Linked DNA regions of Mus musculus: region 2 is linked to region 1. Evidence: chromatin loops called from intact Hi-C (ENCODE). Cell type or tissue: heart. All regions are shown on one strand. Links, peaks and the distances in the headings refer to the core of each region. The heading gives the core; the rest is flanking DNA.

What was found. A loop is a pair of places that touch in the nucleus more often than their neighbours do. Peaks named below come from ENCODE experiments on the same cell type or tissue, not always from the same donor. Only the 100,000 strongest peaks of a DNase experiment are listed, where the experiment ranks them.
Region 2: a loop joins it to region 1, with 5 times the contacts of the local background. A loop is called at or near these places in 3 of 42 quality-filtered maps.

What each region holds. Positions count from the first base shown.
Region 1 is chr9:64,392,362-64,397,737 of GRCm38, forward strand. All of the region lies in intron 1 of Megf11 (multiple EGF-like-domains 11), which reads left to right. Among named protein-coding and RNA genes, the nearest start is that of Megf11, 9.4 kb to the left of the region's middle. In heart, for the core only: CTCF peaks have their summits at 1,987 (motif pointing right) and 4,938 (motif pointing left); no DNase peak of the experiment used is centred there; H3K27me3 peaks cover 794 bases.
Region 2 is chr9:64,766,927-64,772,302 of GRCm38, forward strand. It overlaps Gm36365 (a long non-coding RNA gene), which reads left to right and starts at 4,477. Exons shown (of 3, transcript XR_379558.3): 1 at 4,477-5,376. In heart, for the core only: a CTCF peak has its summit at 2,336 (motif pointing right); DNase peaks (open chromatin) are centred at 2,615 and 4,465; H3K27ac peaks cover 897 bases.

The sequences.
Region 1 (5,376 bases), core at 54-5,053:
GGTGGGATACAACAAATCAGGCTAAAATAGGATCTTCCTGTGCAACCACAGAAACTGCCTTGAGACAGGGTTTTATACATCCCAGATTCCCTGTGTAACTGAGGAGGACCTTGACCTTTGAATCCTCCCACCTCCACCTCCTGAGTGCTGGGATTACAGGCATGTATCATCTCATTGGGTTTAAGTGGTTTGGGGACTCAACCCAGGACTTCTTTCATGTTGGGCGAGTGCTCTACCCACTGAGCCACAAACCCAGGATAGTGGTTGATGGTACCTGTGGGGTAGGTATCGCCATTGTGGATCAGAGGCCGCTCCTGTTGCTCCCTCACAATGCTGGACTCCTGGCTTCAGTGCTAGCTGGTTCTCAGTATTGACCTCTTAGGCCATGTCTCAGCATTATATCATCATCATCACCACCACCACCACCACCATCATCATCCTTCTCTTCACTGTGGGGGTTTGGGGTGTGCATTTTTGACATGGAGACTCAGGTAGCCCAGGCTGGCCTCAGATTCACTGGTGGATGAGGATGACCTTGAACTGTCAGTTCTCCAGTTACATCCTCCTGAGTGCTGGGATTCCAGGAGTATATGTGACCTGGCTTAGGTAATATTAGCAATATTTGATGCCTAGCAACCATCATGACTTTTGATGGCATCCATTTCTCAGATGTCTCCATATTCTCAGTGCTTGGACCAACTTAGAGCCTTTTGCTAACCCCATGACTCCTATGCTCTCTTCCCAATGTCTAAGCACAACCTCTATCTTTACTGTTTTCCTCGGACATAGCTCCCTGGCCTGAGAAAACTCCGGTGGCATTCTGGGTGATGACACCCAGCCTCCTGCTCTGTCATCTTGCCGTGCAGAGACTAGTGTGCTCTCTAGAACAGTCTGAGGGACTTTGTTAAGGAGACGGAGTGGATGTCAGTGCAGAAGTGGCTGTGGGTTCAGAATCCACACTGTGAGCCCATTGTGTAGCTCTGGGGCCACTGTCAAGCAGCTGGGGGGATTTTCTATCTTTTTTTTTTCCTTTGAGATCTTTCCAAAGCATGAACCTTTCATTCATGAAATGAGGCATAAGCTCCCCACGTAGATATTTGGGCTTTTCACAGTCTGCCTTCATCTTATCTTTTTCTCCCCTGCTAAGCCTCTTCCCTCCTCCCCTGCTAAGCCTCTTCTCTCTTCTCACCTCACCTGTTCCCCTCTCCTCCCTCCCCTGCTAGGTCTCTACCCACCTCACCTCTGGGCTTCTCCTCACCTTACCCCTAGGCCTCTTTGCCATGGCAGTAAGTCCTGCCCTTCTCTGGGTTTTCTGAAGTAGCCCTCCCTTTAAGGCTTGCTTCAATCTGTATCCTCATTAGAGCTTCCCTAAGTGCTGGTGCCCACGGTGATCTCCAAGTATTGACCTCCCCTTCCCTGAACTGTAGCAATTACTGCTCACACCATGAATTCCATGTTTAATAGGACACCGCTAGTGTCGTTATTCAGCATTATTTCAGGGTGCTCCTCATCTCTCCCAGTTGGATCCTAAACCCATTGAGATCCTCGATGAGATAGGCTGGGCCCTTATTTGTGGCTAGCACTGCGGCCATTAGGTGGTGGTGGTGGTAGTAGTGGTGGTTGAACCAGGGCCTTGTGCATACAATACAGGACAGTTCAATGGATATTTGTTAATTTCTTGAGACAGGGTCTAACACTGCACAGACTGGCCTTGAACTAGCTGTGTAGCCACAGATGACCTTGAACTCTTGATCTTCCTGAGTGCTGGGATTACAGGCATGCATCACCAGGCCTGCTCTCAGCGGGTGTTTATTGAATTCATAAACCAGAGAAATAGATTATTTCCCTGAAAAAAAAAAGCCTGTTTTTTTTTTCACTCAACCTCAATTGAAGGGACTAATTTTAATGAATGCTTCCCGTATGTGGAACATTACTTTAGGCAGTTGACAGTTACCTTGTAACTGTCTTGCAAGGGTTCAGGGAGCAGAGGTGGCCAGCAGGGGGCGCTGGGGGCAGCACAGGGCTGGCCTTCATCTATTTATACTTAAGTATCTTGTGGACATTCTTGCCATTCCTGGTCTGCTGGTTTCTGGTCTCACACTGCTTTGTTGCTTTTGCAAATCCCCAGAACTTTGAACAACTTACTTCAGACTGCCAGCTTTCCGCTGAACACTTTATTTGACAAAGAAAAGGGGGTGAGGCCAGTGGACCAGGAGAAGACTGAATAAAGGTTCTCAGAGTCGCTGATGGCTTCAGATGACAGTGGGCAGGGTGGGAGCTCCTCTGAGGTACCAGGCACGTAAGGTGTTTAGCAGAGGAGGGAGTGGGCTAGAACCTCCTTAGGGCACCACAGCTTAGTAAGAACTTGTATTGCATGTAGGCTCTAAACCTGGGCTTCCTCCTTAAACAAGGTTTAACACTCAACACCTAGTCCCCAGGCACGTGCAAACATGAGAACACATTTGAATAAAAGAAGCAGGGTCTTGGAAAGTTCAAGTGACAGGCCCCAACTGGATGCCTATCTCAAATGGTGACCTTCTAGGGCCTTCTGAGGGAAGGGCTTCATGGGATGCCTTCCACAGACTGCTTTGGAGTTGGTTTGGCGGATCCTATCTCTAGGATCTATTTTCCTGCCCCAGCAACCTGCCCTTCCCCTGCCTGACCCGTCTGCTTTATCACCAGAGCTTAAAATAAATACAATAAATATAAACACCCCCAAACTTTTTCTTTCCTGCAGAGGATGAGCAATAATCTACATATGCAAATAAATGGCATGCCAGCCCCATGAATATTAATTTGGAAAGGGAGTCTGAGGCTCTGAACTACACTCAGAGCCAGCAAGCTGGCATTTTGCAGCCCCTCGGGTGCACGCTGATAATCAGGCCTCGTGTTTTAAGGCTGCCCCTTCCATTCTGGGCTCTCTTCTCACCTAAAGCAGTTACAGGGCAGATGGAAAGGGTCCTGGGTAGCCGAGCTTGGGGCTCGGGGTGGTGGGTGAGCTTCACTCTGGGTCTTTTTCTGAGCTTGTCTTGCTCCTTTGACTGGAGACCAGGCCTCAGCTGCCCTTCCACTCAGGCATGAGCAGTGAGTCACCAGGGACAGGTCACCGTTCCGGGGGACATCATGGGGTGAATGTCAGGAAGTTGGCTTGTTCTGCCTTTCATAGGTAACTAGGGACACAGAGACCTGGAGGGGTGGTGACTTCTCAGACTGACTCCATGCTTTGTGCAGGAAGCAAGAAAGCTTATTCATTCTTTTCTCTGAAAAGCACATTTCTTTTTGTGTGTGGTGGAGTGAGTGGGCTGGGTGGCATTTCAAGTTTGTATACTTTTGGGGAGAGAGTCATTCTCTTCTGTGAACAGTCACCCAGGGACAGGTGGCTTCTAAAAACCCTGTCTTGTATCCCATTTGGAAATCATTCCTCTCCTCCCTCAGACTTCCATCCTCTCCTCCCTCAGACTTCCAAATTAGATTAGCCACAGAGCAGAATTAATGAGCACTCTCAGCCGAGAGACGATGCAGGATGGGGAAAAAGGCCCAAGTGCCTCCAAGGACCAGGTGGGGTGAAAGCCCGCTGGCCAGGCTGCCAGGCAAGGGACTGCAAGGTGTCCCCAATCCCTTTAGGACTGGGAAAGTTCCGGGGCAGCTGGACAGAGAGAAATGCTATAGCATGTGACATCATTGAAAATGGGGGTAAGGGTGGGGGCTTGAGCTGAGGCTACATATGGACCAGTAGGAAAGTGCTGGCCTAGCATGCATGAAGCTCTAGATTCAATCTCTAGACATGCATAATACCAGGGGTTGTGGGCATACCTGTAATCTCAGCACATGGGAAGTAGAAGAAGAAGGATTGGGCTTACAAGTGAGTTGGAAGCTAGCCTGGGCTACATGGGACCCTGTCTCAACAACAACAACAACAACAACCACCACCACCAACCAACCAACCAGCCAAAAAACCCCCAAAAATCCCATAAAAACTACAGTATCTTAGGTTGGGCATACTGATAACCTTCTGTCATCACAGCACCCAGAAGGCTGAGGCAGGAGGATCTCAAGTTCTCAAGTTTGAGGTCAGCCTTGGAAAGTCTTTATCTCTCAAAAAAGAAATCTGTCTTGGGCTGTGGTGAGCTTCAGCGTAGAGGGCACATACCAAGCCTGGGCTCTCCATCACTGCAGAAATAGTTAATCCTTTCTCTTGCTCTTTGCTGTTGCTTGTGAGGTATCAGGTCTTCTTCATCTTTGCTTTTTTTTTTTTTTTTTTTTTTTTTGAGACAGGGTCCTATGGAGCCCAGAGTGGCTTTAGACTCCCGTGGAGACTGGCCTTGATGCCCCGGCCTTCCTGCATGCACCTCCCAAGTGTCAGGTTATAGGCATACAATAGCATGCCTGGCTCCGCTCCCCTTTGGAGGCTCCTCCTTTTCCTTGTCCGTGAATATTAAATAAGCAGTCTTACTTCTTATGGCTCCTTTATGGGTTCAAGTTCCTATGCCATATTGGTCAAGCAGGTATTTTAGTCACTTGGATCTTTCTTTCCAGACAGACCTGCTGTCTGCCCTGTGTCTGTGTATGTGGGTCTTTGTGGGTGTTGATGCCTCTTGGTGTGTTGTGTGTTCTACGAATATGTACCTCTTATCTGTTTCCGAGCAGTGTCATAAAAAGGGGTGTGTCTTCGTGGTGTGACTTTTGGTCTGTTTTTTGTCTGCGCCTCTGAGTGTCAGCACCCTCGTGTCTGCATACATTTCTGCACACACTGAAGGCCCAGTATGGACAGATCTTGCCAGGGCTGGGTAGCCTAGTGCACAGAGCACCCTGGGGCCTACAACTTCTCTAAGGTCTTCAGGATGTCCCCTGCTCTTCCTCCCATCTCTAGACAAGCCTCAGAGTCCCCAGGACACTTGTTAATTGCCCTCTGTCTCTTCTCTCTGCCTCCCTCTAGAGGCGTCCTGGGCTTGGGAGAGCTGCTACTGTGGCAGCTAGGATAGCCCTAAGTCATTTGCATTTGTGTTTGCATCTCATTTGCATGGTCCATACAGACTCACTTTCAGCTCTGCAGTTCTCAAGGTAAAAATGTAGTGCTTTTCCTGAAGGTCATTATAATAAGCCTTTTTAGCCTTTTTTTCCTTTTTTTTTTTTTTTTTTTTTTTCTGGTTCAGACTTTCTTCACGGAATTCAGGGAAAGAAGGCAGCAGAAAACACCCAGAAACCATTGCTTTACTCTCAGCTCTTCCAGCTGTCAGGTAAAATCCCTGGGTCTGTAGGTGGAGGTCCTGGGCTTTGGGAGAACAGATAGTCTCTGAAGGCAGGTCTGGGCAGGGGCCCCCTGCTCCTCTAGTTCCTGGGCTTAGATCTGCAGAAGGGAACAGCAGGGGATCTTTC
Region 2 (5,376 bases), core at 301-5,300, 370 kb after region 1:
ATTTCCCCAGCAATAAACTTCAGGGAGGGAAATATCAGAAAACCAAAGTTCAGACAGGCGTCTGCCTGAAGATCCTGACAGAGACTAATTATGGAGATCCCCCAGGTGTCCTGTCTGGGACAGGGCTGAACGATCTGGAACTGCAGTGAAGGAACCACTTCATGTAGACAGACCTGTCTCTGTTTGTGTATGAACATATACTTTTGCTTGTTTGCTTTTCTTTTTGAGTCAGGGTCTCACTATAGCTTAGAATGTTCTGGACTCTTCACTAAGTATCCTAGGCTGGCCCTGGACACAGAAATCTCCCTGTCTTGGCCTCCCAAGTACTAGAATTATAGCATGCCTGGTTACATGGGTTTTTAAAAAATTGTTGTTAGATAATCATTTTACAATTTATTTATTTTATGTATATGAATTTTTGCATGTCTATATGTTTGTGTACCATGTGCATGCCTGGTCTTTGATACTCTAGAGCTGGAGTCAGTGACAGTTATGAGCCTCCCCATTACTGCTGAGCACAGAATCTGGGTTCTCCATAAGAGCACCCTTAACAACTAAGCCAGCTCCCTAGCCCCCATATATTTTGGTTTTGTTATTGTTGGGGTTTTGTTTTTGTTTTTGTTTTTTTGAGACAAGATTTTTCTGTGTAGCCCTGGCTGTTCTGGAACATACTCTGTAGGCCAGGCTGGCCTCAAATTCAGAGATCTGCCTGCCTTCCTGCCTCCTGCCTCCTGCCTCCTGCCTCCTGCCTCCTGCCTCCTGCCTCCTGCCTCCTGCCTCCTGCCTCCTGCCTCCTGCCTCCTGCCTCCTGCCTCCTGCCTCCTGCCTCCTGCCTCCTGCCTCCTGCCTCCTGCCTCCTGCCTCCTGCCTCCTGCCTCCTGCCTCCTGCCTCCTGCCTCCTGCCTCCTGCCTCCTGCCTCTGTGAGTGCTGGGTGAGCACCACCATGCTCAGCTGCTCCATATGTTTTTATCTGATTATTATTATTTTATTACTTCCCTGATGTCTGCAATAGAATTTCTCAAGCCAGACGACTGTGGTGGGTGGTTCTTGAGGCAGCCCATAGAATGATCAGCTACACAAAATGGCTGACTGGTGATGAGAGTCCTTGCTGTAGTAGTTCTGTCTGTGGCAGTGTGAGTGGTGATAGAGGAGCTCCCCCACCCACACCCCACACACATGATTTTTAGCTATTGTTTTCCCCTGTTTATTTATTTGTTGTTTGAGACAGGGTCTCAGATAGCCTAGGCTAGCCTCAAACTCACTATTTAGCTAAGGATGACCTTAACTCCTGGTCTTTCTGCATCCACCTTCTCAGTGTTGGAGTTATAGTTATGGCCAATTTATGGGCCCACATTTATGGAGTTCTGAGGGTCCAACTTAGGGCTTTGTGCTGCTAGGCAAGCACCCTACATCCTTAACACCTCCCCTTTTAAAGAAGATATTTAATTTTTTAAAAAGATTTATTTATTATAAATAAGTACACTGTAGCTGTCCTCAGATGCACCAGAATAGGGCGTCAGATCTTATTACAGGTGGTTGTGAGCCACCATGTGGTTGCTGGGATTTGAACTCAGGACCTTCGGAAGAGCAGTCAGTGCTCTTACCTGCTGAGTCATCTCACCAGCCCGAGATTTAATTTTTAAAAAGAGTATTGATTTTATAAAAACAACAAAGCTATTGGTGGGTTGGGATTTTTTGTTTCTTTGTTTGTTTGTTTTTTTGTTTAGATTTTATTTATTTATATGACTACACTGTAGCTGTCTTCAGACACACCAGAAGAGGGCATTGGATCCCATTACAGATGGTCATGAGCCACCATATGGTTGCTGGGAATTGAACTCAGGACCTCTGGAAAAGCAGTCAGTGTTCTTAACCTCTGAGCCATCTCTCCAGCTCAACAAAGTTATTTTTACTTATCTACACACACACACACACACACACACACACACACACACACACACACAAACCTTATTGCTCCGTTAGTGGTGCAATTTATAATTGTCCACCAATTACACAGGGCCGGGCGTGGTGGCGCACGCCTTTAATCCCAGCACTTGGGAGGCAGAGACAGGTGGATTTCTGAGTTCGAGGCCAGGCTGGTCTACAAAGTGAATTCCAGGACAGCCAGGGCTATACAGAGAAACCCTGTCTCAAAAAACAAAAAAACAAAAAAACAAAAAAACAAAAAAAAACACCAATTACACCTCAATAAACTATGTTGAGTTTATTTGGGTCCCTTAAAACTAGACTTACATATAATAAATAAATAAAAAAAAAAAAAAAAAAAAAAAAAAAACTAGAATGCCTTGGTCAAAAGGGGGCGCTGTTGTGCACCACAAGCAAGTGACTTTTCCTAGCTGGATTTTCATTGTCGGCCTGGACTGTTGCTAAGCTGCTCTCAGATGACAGACTTCTTGTTTACAGGAATTAAAGAAGGCAATTAAATAATTATAGGCATGAAAATGGAGGCAAACAGACATGCCAAGTTCTAGATTAAAACTAGGGGTTGTGGAAATAATTCCAGGCAAACAAGCAACGATTAAGCCACCGAAAGGAGGAGGCAGCGGCAGGACAGAGCAGTGCTCGCTGCCAAGAGGATGGGGCTCTCTGGTAGCAAGGCAGAGTTATGTGGCTGATTTTGTGAACCGCTTGGCGTCAGTGCAGGGACAAACACTCTTTAGACTGACTACAAAGCCAAAGGCAGCAGAATTGAAGTCGGAAGACAGACCTCTAAGCTGGGATAGAGTGACCCTTGGCTTTGACCCACAGAGGGCGAATTGTCCCCTGGTAGCTCATCAGGACAATTTGGGGCAATTGGGTTTTTGTTTGTTTGATTTCCCCTGCTTTGGGTCTGTTTTCTTGCTTGCAAAATTAAATCCATAAGTCTGCCTTGCCTCCTTTTCCGAATAAAAGCAAAATATTGAAGTAAAAACCGAAAAGGTAATGGGATTCTTTCATTTGTGGTTCCTAGATTTAATATAGATTATATATAGAAGATTTTATATAGCTTTAATATGCCTAAAATCATGCATGGATATTTGATATCACAGTAGAAACCAAACTTCCTAGGGGAACAAAGGGGATTGACAGGGAGAAGGGGAGCAGGGCTTATGGGAATATACTCAACATGCAACCATTACCTAAATAAAGATGTCACTGCGGCTGGAGAGATGGCGCAGCAGTCAAGGCCCTTGCTACTCGTGTGGAGGACCTGAGTTCAGCTCCCAGCACCCATGTTTGGTGATTCACAGTTATTCGTAACTCCAGTTTGTGGGGATCTGATGTCGACTTCTGGCCTCCAAGAGCAGCCATATGCATATGTGCAAGCATACACACGTAAATAAAAATAAAGAAATCTATTTTTAAAAAATGTTCTTATGTAACAATACCATGTATAAGGGATATACACAATGGACATTTTTAATAATAATACATAAATAATCTAAAGTACAGGGGTTTGCGAATGTCAGAACTTTAAGGCAAATCCAACAATTTAACAATGCAGGTGGTCATCTAGAGTTCTTGGGTGTTTGGCAAGGTGCATGGCCTCAGGCCCGTGCCTCTCCCAGACCTCTGTGGCTACTTCTGATGGATGAGTACACTGGTAAATGGTTCCCCCACCTGAGCTTCCAGTCTCCTTATCAGCACATGACTCCTATGAGGTCAATCTTATCAGCCTCATCTTGGAGCTGTGTACAGAAATAGCACAGAGACTTGAGATTTGAACCCAGAGAGCCAGTATCGATGTCAGACAGCCTCTCTGATTAGCTGGAACTCACTCATTAGGCCAGGCTAGCTGCCCAAGGAGCCCCAGGGACCCACCCATCTCTGCCTCCCCAGTGCTGAGATTATGCGCACGCACGGCTATACCTAGCTTTTTTTTGCACATGGGTTCTGGAGACTGAATTCAGATTCTCATGCTCTTTGAACTGCACCACCTCACCCCACAGCACACTCTACTATTTTTTTTCATATGTCTAATAAAGCACTAGATATATGTATCTATTTAAGTTGGAATTAATCAAAATTCAAGAGAATAAAAATGTAATCGCTAGCTACCTACATTTCAAATGCTCAGTAGCCAGGTGTGGCTGCTGTATCAGCATGATTGTTTTAAGACATTTCTGTCTTCGCAGAAGAGTCTAGTAGGCAGTGCCGATGGCACCGCAGTAACTACTGGTGTCAGCAACATAGAATCAGAGTCTTTCCTTTCTCTTAGCTCTGCCCTTCCTTTATCTCTACCATCTCATTCTGAATATTCTTTTCAGAGCCTCTATATTCTTCCTAAATGCATGTCCGAGGCTGGCTTGCTGACTCTGTAAAGCACTCAGAATCCTGGGGCAGCCCTGGGATTTGATGACAAAGACAACGGCTGGCTCTGTGCCCAAGCCCAGAGACAGCAACTCTGAAGCAATGTGCACTGACGGCACCAGAGTGGGCAGCAGACACCCCTGCAAAGCTGCTGCTTGTCTGCCAGATCTGCCGAGGCACAGAGGGGAGAGGAAGTCAGAGGGGAAGTGAGGGGTCCGGAGTGGCAGGGCTAATGACACCCAAACTCTGCTGACTCCACTGTCTTTCTCTAGCTATTCCAGGCACAGATGTACCCTCCACAACCAGGAAGGACAGACAGTTCATTTGCCCTTGAACTTAGTAATCACTCAAAGCACTCAATGAGTAGGAATTGATTCGATCCTGGACTGAGTTACACATAGAAACTGACTCTCCCTGATAGTGTCAATTCTAGTTATAGTGGGAGCTAGGTGAAGTTGAAAAGTTGGTCAGATGGTGTTTTGCTGGGGAAAACACTTGAAGGAGCGTTTCGTTAATGTGGACACAGATGTGAAAGGTTAAGGCAGACACGTGAAGAAACATTTTGATGGAGCAGACACAGGAGAGGATGTTCTGCTAAAGCAAGCACATGTAAGAACATGTGATGAAAGATTCTTTGCTACGTGAATGTATTAGTCTGCCTTACATTGCATAGTTGAGCTGCATTTGTCGGGACTCCATAGAGAGAGAGAAACGCACCAACAATTTTCTGGTGGTGTGCTGCAGTTTGTTGCCATTTCCAAGGACTCGGGCTGACTGGATACAGGTGCTGAGGCAAGACACAGGGAGGATACGTGATATTTGGAGGCAACACATGTGGAGGACACATGATATTTGGAGGGGATAAACAGGACTCCACAGAATGACAAAGGCTGAGCTAGGCTTGCTTTTAGAGCTAGCTGTGCAACGCTTGTGGATCTCTCATCTTCGCTGATCTTCACTTCCCTGAGAGAGGCACAGCTGAGTATTTCTGGAGTTCCTGCCGACTTGAGCCAAGGTTGAAGCCTGGCTGTCTCTCCTAGGTTGTGCCACCGCAGTTGCTATCC